Regions from separate parts of the Homo sapiens genome. Here region 1 is linked to region 2. A link is an interaction called in ENCODE POLR2A ChIA-PET data of the cell type or tissue named here. Cell type or tissue: B cell. All regions are shown on one strand. Links, peaks and the distances in the headings refer to the core of each region. The heading gives the core; the rest is flanking DNA. Region 1 overlaps TTC9C (tetratricopeptide repeat domain 9C). Region 2 has its middle 7.5 kb from the start of SNHG1.

Region 1 (10,594 bases), core at 2,595-10,594, 120 kb after region 2:
TTACAGTTCATGTAGTCCAACTCCCTCACTTGAAAAGTGTGACGACAACAGTCTAGGGAGGTTTAGGTTACTCACCTAAGGTCACGCAGGTGGTTACTGACAGTGGAGATAGCAAAGAAATGGGAGTTTGGGGTGCCATCATGGGATGGGGGCAAAAAAGAGCTCTGGGAATGTGTGAGGAGTCTGGCCCCGCCTGTGCTGTAGGAGGGCCTAAAGGTTTGCCTACAAACTTTTTCTTGGTACGTAAGGACATGAGTGCAAATAAAGCAGGAAGGAAAACAGAAATACGCTGGTCGCGGTGGCTCACGCCTGTAATCCCAGCACTTTGGGAGGCCGAGGCGGGCGGATCACAAGGTCAGGAGTTGGAGACCAGGCTGGCCAACATAGTGAAACCCCATCTCTACTAAAAATACAAAAAATTAGCTGGGCGTGGTGGCAGGCGTCTGTAATCCCAGCTACTCGGGAGGCTGAGGCAGGAGAATTGCTTGAACCCGGGAGGCGGAGGTTGCAGTGAGCCGAGATCACGCCATTGCACTCCAACCCTGGGTGACAGTGCGAGACTCCATCTCAAAAAAGAAAAAAAGAAAAGGGGGAAAATGACAAGTAAATATTCTTCTCTCTTTTTGAGTCTGTGTCATATTCAGCACTGTGAACCCTTACCAGCAAGTGACTATTTTTGAGTTACAGGAAGGAAAGGTGAGCAGCCATGTGGCTAAAGAAAGCTCCTTAACTAGGACATATGGGAAGCAAAAGATGGTTAACATTTTTCTGCTGAATGAATTCTACATTCTTTCACATTCTTTGTGTTGAAATAAACTTCTAGCTTATCTTTCAAATGGCTCCTAATTTTATTTATGCAAGTACGTTACTGCTTTAATTCCTTGATGAAACAAGGCAAGATATAAATAAATACAATAAAAGCTATTCTAGCTGGGTAGAACACCTTTTCAAAAGTCTTCCCTAGAGTAAATATCAAATCAAAATGCCTTTATGAATCAGTTGCCCTTAAAAGGGTGGATTTTACGGTCTGAATATCTCAATTTCAACAGAAACACAAAACAGAAAAAAAAAAACCTGGTTGTCTCAGAACATCAGTTCTTAAAATCAAGGCATAATAAATGGTCTATATGTGTAGACAATTTTGATGTAGATGATCTCTCCAGACAGTCTGGGGAACACAGGAACCATTGTATTGATCAGACTGTGGTCACATGTACTACTTAGCTAAAGAGGTTCTGTTCCTGGTGAGATTCTCCTGAGAAGCAAGCATTTGCTTTCAATATCCAGCATAAAGGGCATGTTTTCTTGCAGGTGGCAGTCAGGAATTTGCAATATTTTAATTAATTAATTTATTTATTTATTTTGAGACAAGGTCTCTCTGTTTCCGAGGCTGGAGTGCAGTGGCACTATCACGACTCACTGCAGCCTCAACCCCTCTAGCTCCCAAGCAGCTGGAACTACAGGCATGCACTATCACGCATGGCTAATTTTTGTATCTTTTGTGGAGATGACGTTTCGCGCTGTTGCTCAGGCTGGTCTCAAACTCCTGGGCTCAAGCGATCCACCTGCCTTGGCCTCCCAAAGTGCTGGGATTTCAGGCATGAGCCATCATGCCCAGCCTGCAAGATATGTAAAGCAGTAGCTATCACAGTTACAGCCACTGTGGCCTCGTTATTATTACTATTTTTTGACGGAATTTCACTCTTGTTGCCCAGGCCAGAGTACAATGGCATGATCTTGGCTCAGTGCAATCTCGGCTCACTGCAACCTCCGCCTCCTGGGTTCAAGCGATTCTCCTGCCTCAGCCTCCCTAGTAGCTGGAATTACAGGCTGCGCCACCACGCCTGGTTAATTTTTTTTGTATTTTTAGTAGAGACGGGGTTTCTCCATGTTGGTCAGGCTGGTCTGGAACTCCCGACCTCAGATCCGCCCCGCCTCGGCCTCCCAAAGTGCTGGCATTATAGGTGTGAACCACCGCACCCAGCCTCATTTTATTTATTATTTTTTTTTTAGTTTGATTTTTTTTTTAGACAGAGTCTCCCTCTGTCACCCAGGCTGGAGTGCAGCGGTGGCTGGGATTACAGGAATAAGCCACCATACCCAGCCTGTGGCCTCAGTTTATCTACTGAATGGTAGGAACAGTTTATGCCCATTTGTAGAGATGTGATCAATAATTCTTTCTCATTTCCACTGGTCTTAATGCTCCCATTCAGGGATTCAAGGAACCATAGGCTCCTGGGGATCAGCTCATCTAATTTCTAGTCTAACACTGAATCCTCCTTTTGCCAGTTGTTATCAAACCTCCACTTGAGGCCGGGAATGGCACCTCACACCTAGAATTCCAGCACTCTGGGAGGCCGAGGTGGACAGATTATTGGGAGGTCAGGAGTTCAAGACCAGCCTGGCCAAGATGGTGAAACCCTGTCTCTACTAAAAATACAAAAATTAGGCAGGCATGTCAGTGTGCACACACCTGTGGTCCCAGCTAATTGCTTGGCGGCCAAGCCAGGAGAATTGCTTGAACCTGGGAGGCAGAGGTTGTAGCAAGCCAAGATCACACCACTGCATTCCAGCCTGGGGAACAGAGCGAGACTCCATCTCAAAAAACAAAAAACAAACAAAAAAAAAACAACCAGGCCAGGCACGGTGGCTCACACCTGTAATCCCAGCACTTTGGGAGGCTCAGTCTGGTGGATCACAAGGTCAGGAGTTCAAGACCAGCCTGGCCAAGATGGTGAAACCTCATCTCTACTAAAAATACAAAAATTAGCCGGGAGTGCTGGCGGGCACCTGTAATCCTAGCTACTCAGGAGGCTGGGGCAGGAGAATCGCTTGAACCTGCGAGGCGGAGGTTGCAGTGAGCTGAGATCGTGCCACTGTACTCAAGCCTGGGCTACAGAGCGAGACTCTGTCTCAAAAAAAAAAAAAAAAACCTCGGCCTGGCGTGGTGGCTCACGCCTGTAATCCCAGCACTTTGGGAGGCCGAGGCAGGCGGATCACAAGGTCAGGAGATCGAGACAATCCTGGCTAACACGGTGAAACCCCGTCTCTACTAAAAATGCAAAAAGTTAGCCAGGCGTGGTGGCGGGAGCCTGTAGTCCCAGCTACTCAGGAGGCTGAGGCAGGAGAATGGAGTGAACCTGGGAGGCGGAGCTTGCAGTGAGCCGAGATCACGCCACTGCACTCCAGTCTGGGCGACAGAGCGAGACTCTGTCTCAAAAAAAAAAAAAAAAAACCCAAAAAACTCTTTCCCAAAGGAAACCTATTGTTGGTGTCCTAGTTGTTGGATTTCCTTAGACTGAGCCAAAATCTGTCTCCCTTTATAGGAGTATGGACCAGGCCCCAGCCTATTAAGTTTCATACTGAAAATGTGTGCTTGTGAGCTATAAACTGACTTAGTTTTCTTTTTTCTTTTCTTTTTTTTTTTTTTTTTGAGACGGAGTCTAGCTCCGTAGCCCAGGCTGGAGTGCAGGGGCGTGATCTCGGCTCACTGTAAGCTCCGCCTCCTGAGTTCACGCCATTCTCCTGCCTCAGCTTCCCGAGTAGCTGGGATTACAGGCGTGTGCCACCACGCCTGACTAATTTTTTGTATTTTTTGTAGAGACGGGGTTTCACCGTGTTAGCCAGGATGGTCTCGATCTCCTGATCTCGTGATCTGCCCGCCTTGGCCTCCCAAAGTGCTGGGATTACAGGCGTGAGCCACCGCACCCGGCCACTTATTTTAGTTTTTCGAGATGGGGTCTATGTTGCCCAGGGTGCTCTTGAACTCCTAGGCTCAAGTGATTCTCCCACTTCAGACTCCTGAGTTTTTTTGTGTATTGGGTCAAGTGATATGAAGTGCTGTACAGTGCCCTGTACAATTTCATCAGCAAGCAATTTCAGCAGACTAAATACTATTATCACACTCAAGAAAACTGACAATAATTCTTTTTTTTTTTTTTTTTTTGAGACAGAGTCTTGCTCGGTCGCCCAGGCTGGAGTGCAGTGGTGTGATCTCGGCTCACTGCAAGCTCTGCCTCCCGGGCTCACACCATTCTCCTGCCTCAGCCTCCCAAGTAGCTGGGACTACAGGCGCCCGCCACCACGCCTAGCTCATTTTTTTTCTATTTTTAGTAGAGACGGTGTTTCACTGTGTTAGCCAGGATGGTCTGGATCTTCTGACCTCGTGATCCACCCGCCTCGGCCTCCCAAAGTGTTGGGATTACAGGCGTAAGCCAACGCACCCGGCCTTTTTTTTTTTTTTTTAGATAAGAGTTTTGCTCTTGCCCAGGCTGGAGTGCAGTTGCGCCATCTCGGCTCACCGCAACCTCCACCTCCCGGGTTCAAGCGATTCTCCTGCCTCAGTCTCCCGAGTAGCTGGAATTACAGGCGTCCGCCAACACATCCCGCTAATTCTGTATTTTCAGTACAGTCAGGGTTACACCGTGTTAGCCAGGATGGTCTCGATCTCTTGACCTTGGAATCCGCCCGCCTCAGCCTCCCAAAGTGCTGGGATTACAGGCATGAGCCACCACCCCTGGCTCCGACAATTATTTATTTATTTATTTATTTTTTGAGATGGAGTCTCGCTCTGTCACCCAGGCTGGAGTGCAGTGGCGCGATCTCGGCTCACTGCAAGCTCTGCCTCCCGGGTTCAAGCCATTCTCCTGCCTCAGCCTCCCAAGTAGCTGGGACTACAGGCGCCCCGCCACCACGCCCGGCTAATTTTTTTGTGTGTATTTTTAGTACAGACGGGGTTTCACCGTGGTCTCCATCTCCTGACCTTGTGATCCGCCCGCCTGGGCCTCCCAAAGTGCTGGGATTACAGGTGTGAGCCACCGCACCCGGCCCTGACAATAATTCTTACTCAAGTTTCTCTTTTTCCCAATGAGAATCCAATTAGAATCCAAAGTAGTGTCATGCATTTATTTGATTGATGTCTCTTAACTGTCTTTTTCTTTTTGAGACAGGGTCTCACTCTGTTGCCCAGGCTTCAGTGCAGTGGCACAATTTTAGCTCACTGCAACCTCAACCTTTTGGGCTCAAGTGATCCTCCCACCTTAGCCTCTTGAATATCTGGGATTACAGGCATGCACCCTAGTGGCAGCTAATTTTTCTATCTTTTGTAGACAGAGGGTTTTGCCATGTTGCCCACATTGGTCTCAAACTCCTGGGCTCAAAAGATCTGTCCCCTTCAGCCTCCCAAAGTTCTAGGATCATTGGCGTGCGCCACTGAACCTGGCCTTAAGTTTTACTAGGTTTCCCTTCCCTTTTTCCTTGCAATTTATTTGTTGAAGAAGCTGGGGTTGTTTTACGGGTTGAGGGTCTGGAGTTTGCTGCTTACATCCCCGTAGTTTCATTTAACATATTCCTCTGTCCAAAGGTTCCTTTAAAAATATTTATTTAGGGCCAGGCAAGGTGCTTCAAGCTGTAATCCCAGCTACTCAAGAGGTTGATGCAGGAGGATCCCTTGAGCCCAGGAGTTCAAGGCTATGATCACACCACTGCACTCCAGTCTGGGCTACAGAGCAAGACCCTGTCTCTAAAAAAAAAAAAAAAAAAAAAAAATAGGCCGGGGGTGGTGGCTCATGCCTGTAATCCTGGCACTTTGGGAGGCTGAGGTGGGCAGATCATGAGGTCAAGAGATCCAGACCATCCTGGCCAAGATGGTGAAACCCCTTCTCTACTAAAGACAAAAATTAGCTGGACATGGTGGTGGGTGCCTGTAGTCCCAGCTACTTGGGAGGCTGACACAGCAGAATCGCTTGAACCCAGGAGGCAGAGGTTGCAATGAGCCGAGATCGCACCACTGCACTCTAGCCTGGCAACAGAGTGAGACTCCGTCTCAAAAAAAAAAAAAAAAAAAAAAATACACTGGGCTCCATGGCTCACGCCTATAATCCCAGAACTTTAGGAGGCCGAGGTGGGTGGATCACCTGAAGTCAGGAGTTTGAAACCAGCCTGACCAACATGGTGAAACCCCGTATCTACTAAAAATACAAAAAGAATTTAGCCAGGCATGGTGGTGCATGCTACTTGGAAGGCTGAGGCAGAATTGCTTGAACCTGGGATGTGGAAGTTGCAGTGAGCCAAGATTGTGCCACTGCACTGCAGCCTGGGCAGCAGAGCCAGACTGTCTATATATATATATATACACACACACATATATTTCTACACACATCCATATATATTAGTACAGGTAGTGAGTGGTTTTGGCAACATTGTGAAGGTGGTGGGTATGAGTTTGGGAAACAGTGTCCCTCATGTGCCAAGGTATATAATCCTTCACATTCACCATGAATGCTTTTTCTTCATTCAAAATATTCAAATCCTCTGTGGAAACAAGGACTGATAAAGTGCGCAGCCTCTCCTTCCACAAACTTCTGAATACAGAGGTTGAGGCACTCTCTGGCTGGTTCCCTCAGGACCTTGAGGACGTCCTCAAGACCTGCATCAGACTGCCTTTGTCATTTCCCTGTTCATTAAGATTTCCATTAGGAGCTGGGCTTCTCAATAAAACACAAATGTAAGCCTGACCCTGTGCTATCTCTTAGCAGCGCTAATAAAAGGATTAGTGCAACAATTTTTTTTTTTTTTTTGAGACAGAGTCTTGCTATGTCGCCCAGGCTGGAGTGCAGTGGCGCAATCTCGGCTCACTGCAAGCTCTGCCTCCCGGGTTCATGCCATTCTCCTGCCTCAGCCTCCCGAGTAGCTGGGACTACAGGTGCCCGCCACCACGCCCGGCTAATTTTTTGTATTTTTAGCAGAGATGGGGTTTCACTGTGTTAGCTAGGATGGTCTCGATCTCCTGACCTTGTGATCCACCCGCCTCAGCCTCCCAAAGTGCTGGGATTACAGGCGTGAGCCACCGCGCCTGGCCACTGCACCAAATTTCTAAAATGCATTTTTAAATATCAGTTTTATTTTTTCCTCATTGATGCAGAAGATAGCTTACTATAACATCAAGTGTTTGAAATAAAATAAGACCACGAAACCATTGTAAAGCAAATAAAACATGCAATCATGACAATATTTTGTCAATAAACCAAGGCCTAGCAATTTAAGAAGCTTAGAAGAGGAATAAGGTATTTTACTTTTGTTTGTTCTGTCCTTGGACTTGATTGATTGATTGATTGATTGAGACGGTTTTGCTCTGGTTGACCAGGCTGGCGTGTAATGGCATGACCTTGGCTCACTGCATCCTCCACCTCCTGGGCTCAAACAATTCTCCTGCCTCAGCCTCCTGAGTAGCTGGGATTACAGGCACGTGCCACTACACCTGGCTAATTTTGTATTTTTTTTAGTAGCGATGGGGTTTCATTATGTCAGTCAGGCTGGTCTCGAACTCCTGACCTCAGGTGATCCACCCACCTTGGCCTCCCAAATTGCTGGAATTGCAGGGGTGAGCCACTGCGCCTCTCCTGTCCTTGGACTTAGGAAAAGTTTTTCTTGTAAGCTGATAGTTGTATTCTTTAAAGGTATAGGGAAGAACAAAGAGGAGTCTAGCCCATTGAGAAAGGGGGCGTTATTGATAAAGGACTAAAGTGTGTTTTTTTTTCCCTGAAATCTGTTTGCTCTGTGGTTGTATGACAGTTAATCACATGCTTATTGCCACCACTTATAAAGGTAGAGGCTGTGCTATATAGTCTCACCTATGTAGTACCCACAACATCATAGACATTATCCACCATGAAAAAACAGAAACAGAATAACAAAGGGGCTCCTGGTTGATGGAACCTCCTACTGAGCCAGGACTGCACCATACTGCAACTTGCACCCATGTCCAACACAGCTTCCAGAGAGTTCTATCAGGTGTTTAAAAGGCACTAAGCAAGAAATGCCCTTCCTCATTTTTTTTTTGTTTTGTTTTTTGAGATGGAGTTTCACTCTTGTTGCCCAGGCTGGAGTGCAGTGGCATGCAATCTCTGCTTACTGCAACCTCCGCCTCCTGCGTTTCAAGCGATTCTCCTGTCTCAGCCTCCTGAGTAGCTGGGGTTACAGAGTGCACACCACCACACCTGGTTATTTTTTTCTATTTTTAGTAGAGATGGGGTTTCACCATGTTGACCAGGCTGGTCTCAAACTCCTGACCTCAGGTGATCCAGCCTCCCAAAGTGCTGGGATTACAAGCATGAGCCACAGCGCCCAGCCTATTTCTCTTCTCTGTGAGGACCTCAGCCCTTGCAAAATATGAGATGACAGGTAAAGGACAGGTTTGTTTTTATTCTGCTCTATTATGTATGTTTCTTTTTTTTTTTTTTGAGACAGTCTCACTGCCGCAGGCTGGAGTGCAGTGGCGCAATCTCAGATCACCGCAACCTCCGGCTTCTAGGTTCAAGTGATCCTCCCGCCTCAGCCTCCCCAGCAGTTTAGTAGAGATGGGGTTTCGCCATGTTGGCCAGGCTGGTCTTGAACTCCGGACCTCAAGTGATCCACCCGCCTCAGACTCCCAATGTGTTGGGATTACAGGCATGAGCCACCGTACCCGGCTAGTATGTATGTTTTTAGAAGATGTGATAATCTTTTCTTTTTTTTGAGATGGAGTCTCTCTCTGTCACCCAGGCTGGAGTGCAGTGGCGTGATCTCGGCTCACTGCAAGCTCCACCTCCTGAGTTCACGCCATTCTCCTGCCTCAGCCTCCCGAGTAGCTGGGACTACAGGCACACGCTACCAAGCCCAGCTAATTTTTTTTTTTTGTATTTTTAGTAGAGACGGAGTTTCACCGTGTTAGCCAGGATGGTCTTTTTTTTTTTTTTTTTTTTTTTTTTTTTTTTTAAGAGAAATGAGGATACTATAGATAAGCACCTATTAAAATTTAAAATGTTCACTTAGGTGTTTTCTTTAGCATGAGGTCTGAAGGGTTTATTAAATAAATACTTAAATGCTTTACTCCAAAGGTTTTAAAATAGTTTAATGAAAAAATAAATATAGTGTATGAATGATCTAAGTATGAGAAATAGCAAGGACAAAATAGCAAATATTTTTGTAGGGGAGAAGGAATCTGAATGTGTATGGAATATTAAGGAGAATAAGAAATTAATTTAACAGGGGCTGTGGCGGGGGGTGGGAGAACATGAGGAAAAATAGCTAATACATGCTGGACTTAATACCGAGGTGATGTGTTGATAGGTGCAGCAAACCACCGAGGCACACGTTTCCCTATGTAACAAACCTGCATATCCTGCACATGGATCCTGGAACTTAAAATTAAAAGAAAAAGAAAAAATTAAACAAAATGGTTACTTTTGGCCAGGCATAGTGGCTCACACCTGTAATCCCAGCACTTTGGGAGCCCGAGTGGGTGGATCACTTGAGGCCAGGAGTTCAAGAGCACCCTGGCCAACATGGCAAAACCATGTCTCTACTAAAAAGGAAATACAAAAAAATTAGCCGGGCGTGGTGGCACATGCCTGTAATCCCAGCTGCTTGGGTGGCTCAGACACGAGAATCACTTGAACCTGGGAGGCAGAGGTTGCAGTGAGCCAAGATGGCACCACTGCACTCCAGACTGGGCAACAGAGTGAGACTCTGTCTCAAAAAACAAAAAGTTACTTTAGTATATTTGGGCTTATTTATTTATTGAGACACGTCACTCTGTCACCCAGGCTGGAGTGCTGTGTCAGGATCTTGGCTCACTGCAACCGCTGCCCTCCAGATTCAAGCAATCCTCCCACCTTAGCCTCCAGAATAGCTGGGACTACAGGTGAACACCTGGCCCAGCTAATCTTTGCATTTTTTTTTTTTTTTGAGACGGAGTCTCGCTCTGTTGCCCAGGCTGGAGTGCAGTGGCGTGATCTCTGCTCACTGCAAGCTCCACCTCCCGGGTTCATGCCATTCTCCTGCCTCAGCCTCCCGAGTAGCTGGGACTACAGGCGCCCACCACCACGCCCGGCTAATTTTTTGTATTTTTAGTAGAGACGGGGTTTCACTGTGTTAGCCAGGATGGTCTCAATCTCCTGACCTCATGATCTACCTGCCTCGGCCTCCCAAAGTGCTGGGATTACAGGCCTGACCCACCGTGCCCGGCCATCTTTGCATCTTTTATAGAGACAGGGTTTCACTGTGTTCCCCAGGCTGGTCTTGAACTCCTGGACTCAAGCTATCTATCTGTCTACCTCTGCCTTCCAAAGTGCTGGGATTACAGGCGTGAGCCACCATGCCCAGCCTGGCTCATTTATAATTGTCTAGTTTCCAGTACCTGAGACCACAGGCGTGTGTCATCTTGCCAGGCTAATTTTTGTATTTTTAGTAGAGACAGGGTTTTACCCTGTTGGTCAGGCTGGTCTTGAACTCCTGACCTCAGGTGATCCGCTGGCCTCAGCCTCCCAATGTGCTGGGATTACAGGCATGAGCTAGAGCGCCCGGCCATATTTCCCACTTTGGTTTGGGCTTCTGAAAAAATAAAGGAAGACAATTCTTTCTGCCTATCCTTACTATGTCGTCCTCTGCAAGCTGTCGCCTCTGTATATAAGTACATCTAACAACACTGTCATGAAAAATCTATACCAGAGATATGATTAATTCCACCCACAACTGATGTATGTTTTCTGATTATATTTCTCAAGCCAAATATCTGCAACAATAACATGTATTGAAAGGTATAGAAATAAACAGA
Region 2 (12,747 bases), core at 2,021-10,020:
TTTGCCATAACAAACTGAAAAGACAAGCCACAAATAGAAGACATACTATCTGAAACTAATATAGCTAACAAAGTAGATGAAACATATAAATTATCACTAAAAACCAGTACGAAAAAAACCAATAATCATCAAGAAAAAAAATCACCAAATAGAAATTCTATTCTTTTTTTTTTTTTTTTTTTTTTTGAGATGGAGTCTCGCTCTATCACCCAGGCTGGAGTGCAGTGGTGCAATCTCGCCTCACTGCAACCTCCGCCTCCTGGGTTCATGCCATTCTCCTGCCTCAGCCTCCAGAGTAGCTGGGACTACAGGCGCCCGCCACCACGCCTGGCTAATTTTTTGTATTTTTAGTAGAGACAGGGTTTCACCGTATTAGCCAGGATGGTCTCGATCTCCTGACCTTGTGATCCGCCCATCTCGGCCTCCCAAAGTGCAGGGATTACAGATGTAAGCCACGGCACCCACCAAATAGAAATTCTATTCTAATCACATAATAGAAATAGCCAATTCAGGCCAGGCGTGGTGTCTCACACCTGTAATCCCAGCACTTTGGGAGGCCAAGGTGGGTGGATCACTTGAGGTCAGGAGTTCAAGACCAGCCTGGCCAACATGGTGAAACCCTGTCTCTACTAAAAATACAAAAATTAGCGGGGCGTGGTGGTGCAAGCCTGTCGTCCCAGCTATTCGGGAGGCTGAGGTGGGAGAATCACTTGAACACGGGAGGCAGAAGTTGCAGTGAACTGAAATCACACCACTGCACTCCAGCCTGGGCGACAGAATGAGACCGTCTCAAAAACAAAAAAGCCAATTCACAAAATTAGATATACAAAAGAATGGTAAAGATTACAAAACCTCATTAGTAATCTGGAAAGTGCAAATTAAAATGGCAAGAAAATAGAATTTCATGTCCGTCAGATTGGCAATATGAAAACATCTGACTAAACCAAGTGATTAGGAGGATACAAATTGCATAAGTGGCAACATTAGTTGGTACATCCGTTCTAGGAGAGCAATTTGCAACCGCCTATAGAATGAAAATACCCTTGGCCGGGCACGGTGGCTCACGCCTGTAATCCCAGCACTTTGGGAGGCCGAGGCGGGCAGATCACGAGGTGAGGAGATCAACACCATCCTGGCTAACATGGTGAAACCCCGTCTCCACTAAAAATACAAAAAATTAGCCAGGCGTGGTGGCGGGCGCCTGTAGTCCCAGCTACTCAGGAGGCTGAGGCAGGAGAATGGCGTGAACCCAGGAGGCAGAGGTTGCAGTGAGTGGAGATCGTGCCACTGCACTCCAGCCTGGGCAAGAGAGTGAGACTCCATCTCAAAAAAAAAAAAAAAAAAGAATGAAAATACCCTTTTACCCACCAACAGTCCTAGCTAGATTCATACCCTAGAGAAACTCTCACACATGTACACAAAACAATATATAAAAGATTTCACTGCAGCACTGGTTATAGTAGTAAAAATTTGGAAATTTGAAAAATAGGCCAGGCGTGGTGGCTCACACCTGTAATCCTAGCACTTTGGGAGGCCAAGGCAGGCAGATCACCTGAAGTCAGGAGTTTGAGACCAGCCTGGACCACACTGTGAAACCCCGTCTCTACTAAAAATACAAAAATTAGCTGGGCATGGTGGCAGGAGGCTGTAATCGCAGCTACTCAGGAGGCTGAGGCAGGAGAATCACTTGAACCTGGGTGGAAGAGGTTGCAGTGAGCCAAGATCATGCTATTGCACTCCAGCCTGGGCGACAAGAGTGAGACTGTCTCAAAAAAAAAAAATTTTTTTTGAAAAATAATTTGTAGAACATTTGTAAAATAATTTGTAGAAAATTTCTAACTAGAATACTAGAAATGACTAAATTTGAAAGAACCAGGACATAAAAGATAGGCAAAAATGTGTCAAAAACATAATGTTAAAGAAAAAAGGGGTCAGGCATGGTGGCTCATGCCTATAATCCCAGCACTTTGAAAGGCTGAGGTGGGAGGATTGTTTGTGGCCAAGAGTTTGAGACCAGCCTGGGCAACATAGTGAGATAAACATCTTAATTTTAAAAATTAAATTAAATTTAAAGAAAGAGGGAAGCAGCCGGGCACGGTGGCTCACGCCTGTAATCCCAGCAGTTTGGGAGGCAGAGATAGGCAGATCAAAAGGTCAGGGGATCGAGACCATCCTGGCCAACATGGTGAAACCACGTCTCTACTAAAAACACAAAAATTAGCTGGGTGTGATGGTGCACGCCTGTAATCCCAGCTACTCGGGAGGCTGAAGCAGGAGAATAGCTTGAACCCGGGAGGCGGAGAGTGCAGTGAGCCAAGGTCGGGCCACTGCACTCCAGCCTGGAGACAGAGCGAGACTCTGTATCAAAAAAAAAAAAAAAAAAAAAAGAAAAGAAAAGAGAAAGAATAAAGGGAAATAGGCCAGGCACGGTGGCTCACACCTGTAATCCCAGCACTTTGGGAGGCCGAGGTGGGCGCAACACCTGAGGTCAGGAGTTCAAGATCAGCCTGACCAACATGGAGAAACCCCATCTCTACTAAAAATACAAAAAATTAGCTGGGCGTGGTAGCGCATGCCTGTAATCCCAGCTACTCAGGAGGCTGAGGCAGGAGAATCACTTGAACCTGGGAGGCGGAGGTTGCGGCGAGCCGAGATCAGTCCATCGCACTCCAGCCTGCACAACAAGAAACTCCATCTCAAAAAAACAGAAAGAAAAAGAAAAAGAAGAAAAAAGAAATAGCAGATTCACCTTAAAGTTTTTTCCAGAAACCAAAAGATACGGTGGAATGTGACAGTCTGAATTTTAACTGACATCTGCCCCAAAAGGTAGAACCACAGCATTCATGGAGGTAATGCAATACTATATTGACTTGTAAAAAGGATGAGCAAGTTTAAGTTTTTATTCAATCTCCCTGTTCCAAAAATCTATCTGATAAAGTATCCTCAAGTACAGAACTGATGAGATGTTAGAGGATAAGAACAGATACTATTCTGGCTCACAGACCAAAAAAGCAGGGCCAGATGCGGTGGCTCACCTTGTAATCTCAGCACTTTGGGAGGCTGCGGAGGGCGGATCACCTGAGGTCAGGAGCTTGCAATCAACCTGGCCAACATGGTGAAGGCCCATCTCTATTAAAAATACAAAAATTAGCCAGGTTTGGTGGCACACACCTGTAATCCCAGCTACTTGGGAGGCTGAGGCACGAGAGTAGCTTGGACCCAGGAGATAGAGTTTACAGTGAGCCAAGATCGTGCCACTGCACTCCAGCCTGGGCAATAGAGTGAGACCACCCCCCCACCTGCCAAAAAAAAGCAAAGAAACTACCACAATTAACATTCCCATCAGGATGGATCACCTGAGGTCAGGAGTTCAAGACCAGCATGGCCAACATGGTGAAACCCCGTCTCTACTAAAAATACAAAAATTAGCTGGGGATGGCGGCAGGCACCTGTAATCCCAGCTACTTGGGAGGCCGAGGCAGAAGAATCTCTTGAACCCAGGAGGCAGAGGTTGCAATGAGCCAAGATCGTACCATTGCACTCCAGCCTGGGCGACAAGAGCAAAACTCCATCCAAAAAAAAAAAAAAAGTGGCTGAAAAAAGTGGGCATGCTGGAATAGATATACGTACTATACTGTACTATGTGAGACCAGAGAATGGTGTTCCAAGAAAGGACCCGAAGGACACATTTACAAGACCATCAAGAATATACTGGTGACATCGGTGGACATCAGCATCACTTAGAAATTCAGTGGTGGCTTCTGAGCAGTCCACAGCTGATGACAGGAGAAGCAGTCAGAGCTGAGCTACTCAAGATATACGGGGAAGTATCTCCCAACACGTAACAGAGGCTGGGTAGCATTGCTTAGCTGCCAAAAGCCAGAAATATGCAACTACCATAAAACTGTCAATGTTGCAGGGGTAGCCATGAGGCGTTTGATTCACAGAGTTGTGGATACAATAGAGCATGGCATCCTTAGGGGAAAAATATGCGGATAGCCAAAAAGGATGCTACTAAGCATCTACAAACAGAAAAAGGCAAGAATAGAGGAGGAAGAGGCAGCTAAGGGCAATCACCACAATAAACAGGCAAAATCCTTGATTCAGCTCCTGGATCTAAGCCAACTTTTTTTTTTTTTTTTTTTTTTGTGGGGGAGACAGAGTCTTGCTCTGTTGCCCAGGCTGGAGTGCAGTGGTGCAATCTAGGCTCACTGCAACATCCTCCACCTCCAGGGTTCAAGGGACTCTCCTGCCTCAGCCTCCCTAGTAGCTGGGATTACGGGCACACGCCACCATGCCCAGCTAATTTTTGTATTTTTAGTAGAGATGGGGTTTCGCCACATTGGCCAGGCTGGTCTCAAACTCCTGACCTCAAGTGATCTGACTGCCTTAGCCTCCCAAAGTGCTGGGATTACAGGCATGAGCCACCGCACCTGGCTGAAACAACTTTCACATCCAAAACTCAATTACTGAAGAGGTACACAAATCCCTACGAAAGGATGCTAAAACTGTAACGGTTCTGCCAGTTCCTCCTAAAAGGGAGAATGTCAACATATCACTTACTCAGATAACGGTACACTGGGTAAAGGGAAATGCCTAAACACTTTGAGGATTTTGGGCACAAGATCTGAGCTGACATTGAGACCTGGAAACCCAAAGCTTCATCATGATTCCCACATTACAGTGGGGACTTACAGGTGTCAGGCAGTAACTGAAGTCCTAGCCAAAACTTACTAGCTCATAGTAAGTCTGCTTGTCCATGGACCCATCACTAGATATTTCCTCAGTTCCAAGTGTTTAAACGGGGACTGGGCATGGGAGGCTGAGGCAGGAGAATTGCTTGAACCCAGGAGGTGGAGGTTGCAGTGAGCCGAGATTGCACCACTGCACTCCAGCCTAGGCGACAGAGTGGGACTCTGTCTCAAAACAAAAAAAAAAATTAGCGGCCGGGCGTGGTGGCTCACACCTGTAATCCCAGCACTTTGGGAGGCCGAGGCGGGCGGATCACGAGGTCAGGAGGTCGACACCATCCTGGCTAACACAGTGAAACCCCGTCTCTACTAAAAATACAAAAAATTAGCCAGACTTGGTGGTGGGCGCCTGTAATCCCAGCTACTCGCAAGGCTGAGGCAGGAGAATGGCGTGAACCCGGGAGGTGGAGCTTGCAGTGAGCCGAGATCGCGCCACTGCACTCCAGCCTGGGCGACAGAGCGAGACTCCGTCTCAAAAATAAAAATAAAAATAAAAAAAATAATTAGCCAGGCGTGCTGGTGCGCGCCTATAGCCTCAGCTGCTTGGGAGGCTGAGGACCAAGAATTGCTTGAACTCGGAAGGTGGAAGTTGCAGTGAGCCCAGATGGCACCACTGCAAGCCAGCACATTCCATCTCAAAAAAAAAAAAAACCAAGTATTTAACAGGATTGATATACTTAGGAGTTGAAGTAATCGCATTGGGTCCTTGGCCTAAGAGGTAAGACCTATCATAGTGGGACAGACAAAGAGATCTCTAAAACCCCTCCCTCTCTTCAGCTATGATAGTAAATCAAAAGCAGTATCACATCCTGGGGAGGGACAGAGATTAGTGCCACCATTAAAGACAAAAAGAATGCACGGGTGTGGTGTCTGTCACATCCAGACTTAGAAATATATCTCCAGCCCACATACCGGCTAAGCTGCCAACTTTGACTCAAACTCTGAGCAGGAAAGGGCTCTGCATCAAGTCTAGGATGCAATGCACACTTAAGCCATGCAATCCAGCAGATCCTGGGGGTTCAAAGTATCAGTAGCGAAAAAAAGATTCAGTGTAGAACTTATGGCAAGCTCCTATGGCAAAAGCACAATGCAAGTCCCTGAGATTCTGGAGCAAGGCCAAGCTGTCCAAAGCAGGGAAGTAGGTGCCTTTTGAGAAACAGCATCAGGGCTGTTACTGGAAAGCTTGACTATGAAGCATCCAGAACTGCCCCATTATGAATTGGGTCTTGTCAGACCTATCAAGTCATAAAGTCAGACAGACCCTTTAGTCAGATATAAAGATGGAAATGGTATATTCATGATGAAGCTGAAAGCAGAACCAGAAAACATTAGTACATTGCATGAGCAGGTAGCCCAGATACCCATGTTACCCACTGCAGTTGTAAAAGCACCTCTTCCCTGGAAGACCACCTCAATGTCACACTCCTCCACAACCCAGGAAATTCTATTTATGTTGGGCCAGGTATAGTGGCTCATGCCTGTTTCCCAGCAATTTGGTCGCTTGAGCCCAGGAGTTGGAGACCCGCCTAGGCACCATAGTGAGGCACTGTCACACTCCAAAAAATTAAAGAATTAGCTGGGTGTGATGGCACATGCCTACAGTCCCAGTTACTCAGGAGGCTGAGGTGGGAGGATCCTCTGAGCCCAGGAGTTCAACACTGCAGTGAGCCGTGATCACACACTGCATTCCAGCCTAGGTGACAGAGTGAGATCCTGGTTCAAAAAGAAAAGAAATTGAGGCCCAGAGTGGTGGCTCACGCCTGTAATCCCAGCACTTTAGGAGGCTAAGCCAGGCTGATCACTTAAGGTCAGGGGTTCGAGACTAGCCTGGCCAACATGGTGAAACCCCGTCTCTACTAAAAACATAAAAATCAGCTGGGAGTGGTTGCAGCGCCTGTAATCCCAGCTACTCAGGAGGCTGAGGCAAGAGAATCGCTTGAACCTGGGAGGCAGAGGTTGCAGTGAACTGAGATCACGCCACTGCACTCCAGCCTGGGTGACAGAATGAGACCCCATCTCAAAAAGAATTTGAGCCTTTTCTCCACTGTCACGTCTCTGCCAGTTCCCTGACAAGCACTGGTCATTTGCATATCCTTCTCCTCTATTAATTGAGGCAGTGCCTCTTGCTGCCAGGTGGGGGCAGGGTTGCTCCTTGAACAAACACTCTCCAGACCTCTCTAAGAGCAAAATCATTTGGTAAGGTAGGACAGTCAATGAATTGGCTGAGAAAAGATCATTTAAAAATTTACAGCATTCCCAACATAAAGAGGCAAACTGAAAAAAACTTATAGAGGTAACTAATAAATGTATATTGAGTCCTATTTGTGAATTGTATTCTGCTAGACAATAGAGATAGCAGGATGATTTACCTAGATAAAATCAAACCCCAGGGAGTTGACTGTGGGTGAGAAGGGGTAGTTTAGGCTTGGGGGAGGGGTGGCGATAGGGAGGAAGGGCTTTTTTCCTGTAGAGATGGGGGTTTCATCTTACTATGTTGCCCAGGCTGGTCTCAAACCTCTGGCCTCAAGGGACCCTCTCACCTTCGCCTCCCAAAGTGCTGGGATTACAGGTGTGAGCCATTGGCCCTGTTAGAAGCAGGGCTTTTTTTTTTTTTTTTTTTTTTTTGAGACAGAGTCTCACTCTGTCGCCCAGGCTGGAGTGCAATGGCGTGATCTCAGCTCATCGTTGCGATGAGCTCATCGTTGCCTCCACCTCCCAGGTTCAAGCAATTCTTATGCCTCAGCCTCCCGAGTAGCTGGGATTACAGGCACACTCCAACATGTCCAGCTAATTTTTGTATTTTTAGTAGAGACGGGATTTCACCATGTTGCCCAGGCTGGTCTTGAACTCCTGACCTCAGGTAATCCGCCTGCCTTGGCCTCCCAAAGTGCTGGGATTACAGGTAAGCCACCGCGCCTGGCCTAGCAGCACTTCTTAATGGCTGTATTGATCAATTTGGGCTATAGCTTAAAGACAATGGAGAGGCACTGAACTGATTGTGAGCTGAAGTGGGACCTGACCAGACTTTTTTTTTTTTTTTTTTTTTTTGAGAGAGGTTTTGCTCTTGTTGGCCAGGCTGGAGTGCAGTGGCACGATCTCAGCTCACCGCATCCTCCGCCTTTCTCAAGCGACTCTCCTGCCTCAGCCTCCTGAGTAGCTCGAATTACAGGCATATGCCACCACGCCTGGCTGATTTTGTATTTTTAGTAGAGATGGGGTTTCTCCATGTTGGTCAGGCTGGTCTCGAACTCCCAACCTCAAGTGATCCACACGCCTAGGCCTCCCAACGTGCTGGAATTACAGGCATGAGCCACTGTGCCCGACCGACCAGAGTTTTTATTCGTAAAGATCACTCTGACTACAGTGTGGAGAATGAACTAGAAGGGAAGAAGCCAGAGCCAGGAAGCCAGACTGAGTCTGTTACCTAGGGATTGCTTTGGGAGGCCAAGGCTGGAGAATCACTTGAGCCCAGGAGTTTGAGACCAGCCTGGGCAACACAGCAAGACCTCTGTCTATTCAAAAAGCAAAATAGATTAGCTGGGCACGGTGGCCCATGCCTGTAGTCCCAGCTCAGCCCAGAGGATTGCTTGTGTGCAGGAGTTTGAGGTTACAGTGACCAAGAGTGAAACCCTCTTTTTTTTTTGAGACAGGGCCTCTATTTGTTGCACAATTAAAGCTCACTGCAGCCTTGAACTCCTGGGCTCAAGCAATCCTCCCCACCTCAGCCTCCCCCAGAACTGGGACTATACACATGCACCACCACACGCAGCTAATTTTTATTTTTGTAGAGACGGGCTCCATATGTTGCCCAGGCTGGTCTCAAACTCCTGGGCTCAAGTAGTCTGCTTGCCTTGGCCTCCCAAAGTGCTGGGATTATGTGGGGGAAAGAAAGAGAGATCACACTGTTACTGTGTCTATGTGGAAAAAGGAAGACATAAGAAACTCCATTTTGATCTGTACTAAGAAAAATTATTCTGCCTTGAAACACCGTTAATCTGTAACCCTAGCCCCAACCCTGTGCTCGCAGAAACATGCACTGTATTGACTCAAGGTTTAATGGATTTAGGGCTGTGCAGGATGTGCTTTGTTAAAAATGTGTTTGCAGGCAGTATGCTTGGTAAAAGTCATCGCCATTCTCCAGTCTCGAGTACCCAGGGACACAGTGCACTGCGGAAGGCCGCAGGGACCTCTGCCCAAGAAAGCCTGGGTATCGTCCAAGGTTTCTCTCCACTGAGACAGCCTGAGATATGGCCTCATGGGAATGGAAAGACCTGACCGTCCCCCAGACACCCATAAAGGGTCTGTGCTGAGAAGGATTAGTGAAAGAGGAAGGCCTCTTTGCAGTTGAGATAAGAGGAAGGCATCTGTCTCCTGCTAGTCCCTGGGAATGGAATATCTCTGTATAAAACCCGATTGTACATTCTATTTACTGAGATAGGAGAAAACCGCCTTATGGCTGGAGGTTAGACATGCTGGCGGCAATACTGCTTTTTTTTTTTTTTTGAGACAGAGTCTCGCCTTGTCGCCCAGGTTTCACACCATTCTCCTGCCTCAGCCTCCCAAGTAGCTGGGACTACAGGCGCACGCCATCACACCCGGCTAATTTTTTTTTTGTATTTTTAGTAGAGACGGGGTTTCACCATGTTAACCAGGATGGTCTCGAACTCCTGACCTCGTGATCCACCCACCTCAGCCTCCCAAAGTGCTGGGATTACAGGCGTGAGCCACCGCGCCCGGCCAATACTGCTCTTTACTGCGCTGAGATGTTTGTGTAAAGTCAATCATAAATGTGGCCTACGTGCACATCAAGGCACAGCACCTTTCCTTAAACTTATTTATGACACAGAGTCCTTTGCTCACATGTTTTCCTGCTGACCCTCTCCCCACCATTACCCTATAGTCCTGCCACATCCCTCTGGCTGAGATGGTAGAGATAGTGATCAATAAATACTGAGGGAACTCAGAGACCAGTGCTGGTGCGGGTCCTCCGTATGCTGAGCGCCAGTCCCCGGGTCCACTTTTCTTCCTCTATACTTTGTCTCTGTGTCTTATTTCTTTTCTCAGTCTCTCGTCCCACCTGACGAGAAATACCCACAGGTGTGGAGGGGCTGGCCCCCTTCAGGATTACAGGCGTGAGCCGCTCCACCCAGCCTACTTTTTTTAAAATGCCCTCTTTTCTAGTAGATTCTATGTCACTCACAAGAGGTTGCAAACTCACAATCAAAGGCCACCTTTGGCCCACGGGCATATTTTGGTTTTTTGTTTGTTTTTGAGACTCACTCTTGTCCCCCAGGCTGGAGTGCAGTGGGGTGATCTTGGCTCACTGCAACTTCCACCTCCCGGGTTCAACCACTTCTCCTGCCTCAGCCTCCTAAGTAGCTAGGATTACAATCGCCTGCCACCGCACCCACACCACGCCCGGCTTATTTTTGAATTTTTAGTAGAGAAGGGTTTTCACCATGTTGGCCATGCTGGTCTCTAATGTGGGGAAAAGCAAGAGAGATCAGATTGTTACTGTGTCTGTGTAGAAAGAAATAGACATGGGAGACTCCATTTTGTTATGTACTAAGAAAAATTCTTCTGCCTTGAGATTCTGTGACCTTACCCCCAACCCCGTGCTCTCTGAAACATGTGCTGTGTCAAACTCAGGGTTCAATGGATTAAGGGCGGTGCGAGATGTGCTTTGTTAAACAGATGCTTGAAGGCAGCATGCTCCTTAAGAGTCATCACCACTCCCTAATCTCAAGTACCCAGGGACACAAAAACTGCGGAAGGCCGCAGGGACCTCTGCCTAGGAAAGCCAGGTATTGTCCAAGGTTTCTCCCCATGTGATAGTCTGAAATATGGCCTCGTGGGAAGGGAAAGACCTGACTGTCCCCCAGCCCGACACCCGTAAAGCGTCTGTGCTGAGGAGGATTAGTATAAGAGGAAGGCATGCCTCTTGCAGTTGAGACAAGAGGAAGGCATCTGTCTCCTGCCCGTCCCTGGGCAATGGAATGTCTCGGTATAAAACCCGATTGTACGTTCCATCTACTGAGATAGGGAAAAACCGCCTTAGGGCTGGAGGTGGGATCTGCGGGCAGCAATACTGCTTTGTAAAGCATTGAGATGTTTATGTGTATGCATATCTAAAAGCACAGCACTTAATCCTTTACCTTGTCTATGATGCAAAGACCTTTGTTCACGTGTTTGTCTGCTGACCCTCTCCCCACTATTGTCTTGTGGCCCTGACACAACCCCCTCTTCGAGAAACACCCACGAATGATCAATAAATACTAAGGGAACTCAGAGGCTGGCGGGATCCTCCATATGCTGAACGCTGGTTCCCCGGGTCCCCTTATTTCTTTCTCTATACTTTGTCTCTGTCTTTTTCTTTCCTAAGTCTCTCGTTCCACCTTAGGAGAAACATCCACAGGTGTGGAGGGGCAACCCACCCCTTCACTCTAACTCCTGACCTCAGGTGATCCGCCCACTTTGGCCTCCCAAGGTGCTAGGATTACAGGCATGAGCCACCACGCCCGGCCAAAAAATTTTAAATTCAACATTTCAACGTGAGTAAATACACAATTCTGGACTTCTGGATTCTTTTGAAAACTGACTATCTGATCACACAGAGACAATATTGTCGCAAGGCAACAATCAGCTGGAGCTGTGAAAGGGCTGCCCAGTTCACCAGAGTCCCAACTCAGTTCATTTCACTTACCTACATTACTTAGCTGATTTCTGTACGTGAGTTGGAGACCCCTAACCTAAATCCCCTCTTTTCCACTTCCACTGCCATTATACTTGTTAGCATTGAATCCTCTTGCCTAAACTACTATGGCAATCTAATTAATGCCCTTGTCTCCATCTTATCCCCCAATGTCTTATCACTTTCCTACTTAAAAACTCTCCCCGGTTTTTTTTTCTTTTCTATGTATAATTCAAATGATTTAGCTTTGCATTCAAGGTCCTGCTTATCTGGCTTTCCCCAGGAAATACTTTCCAGTTTTATATTCTAATACTCCCCTTTTGCCCATCTTTCATGAATTGTAGCTACACACTTCCTTCTTTTTCTAGCACCAAGCTTGTGCTCCAGTTGTTCCTTTAACTGGAATTCCCCTCCCAAGTCTTTCTACCCTTTCAGGCCCAGACACTCTATAAAGCATTTCCCGACTGCCATTCCCACACACAACCTCCCCAGCCTTGTCTGTCTACTCTGGGCCATCTTGATTTTCCAGTTTATCTGTCCCACATTTTTTTTTTTTTTTTTTTTTTTTTTTTGAGACAGGGTCAATCTCAGTCATCCAGGCTGGAGTGCAGTGCAGTGGCTTGATCACAGCTCATTTGCAGTCTCAACCTCCTGGGCTCAAGCAATCCTCCCACCTTAGCCTCCCAAGCAGCTGGGGCTACAGGCATGCACCACCGCTCCTGGCTAATTTTTTCTATTTTTTTTGTAGAGATCGGTATGGGTTTCTCACTATGTTGCTTAGACTGGTCTTGAACTCTTGGGCTCAAGAGATCCTCCCGCCTTGGCCTCCCAAAATGCTGAGCCAGGCCGGGTGTGGTGGCCCACCCCTGTAATCCCAGCAGTTTGGGAGGCTGAGGCAGGAGGTCACCTGAGGTCAGTAGTTCGAGAGCAGCCTGGCCAACATGATGAAACCCCGTCTCTCCGAAAAACACAAAAATTAGTGTGGCATGATGATGGCGGGAGCCTGTAATCCCAGCTACTCAGGAGGCTGAGGAAGGAGAATCGCTTGAACCTGGGAAGCGGAGGTTGCAGTGAACAGACATCCCGCCACTGCACTCCAGCCTGGGCGACAGAGCAAGCCTCCGTCTTGAAAGAAAAAAATGTTTGGCCGGGCGCGGTGGCTCACGCCTGTAATCCCAGCACTTTGGGAGGCCGAGGCAGGCGGATCACCCGAGGTCAGGAGTTCAAGACCGGCCTGACCAACATGGAGAAACCCTGTCTCTACTAAAAATACAAAATTAGCCGGTCACAGTGGCGCATGCCTGT

The links. Peaks named below come from ENCODE experiments on the same cell type or tissue, not always from the same donor. Only the 100,000 strongest peaks of a DNase experiment are listed, where the experiment ranks them.
Region 1: POLR2A ChIA-PET joins it to region 2 with 10 read pairs; 29 of 35 experiments call an interaction of 5 or more read pairs at or near these places.

What each region holds. Positions count from the first base shown.
Region 1 is chr11:62,738,561-62,749,154 of GRCh38, reverse strand. TTC9C (tetratricopeptide repeat domain 9C) reads right to left here. Exons shown (of 3, transcript NM_173810.4): 3 at 10,519-10,594. Among named protein-coding and RNA genes, the nearest start is that of ZBTB3, 10 kb to the left of the region's middle. In B cell, for the core only: no CTCF peak of the experiment used is centred there; no DNase peak of the experiment used is centred there.
Region 2 is chr11:62,856,963-62,869,709 of GRCh38, reverse strand. It overlaps a transcript of SLC3A2 not described here. Among named protein-coding and RNA genes, the nearest start is that of SNHG1, 7.5 kb to the right of the region's middle. RefSeq lists a silencer at 3,010-3,168 and enhancers at 7,772-8,676, 9,845-10,819, 10,820-11,793, 11,794-12,747. In B cell, for the core only: a CTCF peak has its summit at 6,899 (motif pointing right); a DNase peak (open chromatin) is centred at 6,899; H3K27ac peaks cover 265 bases.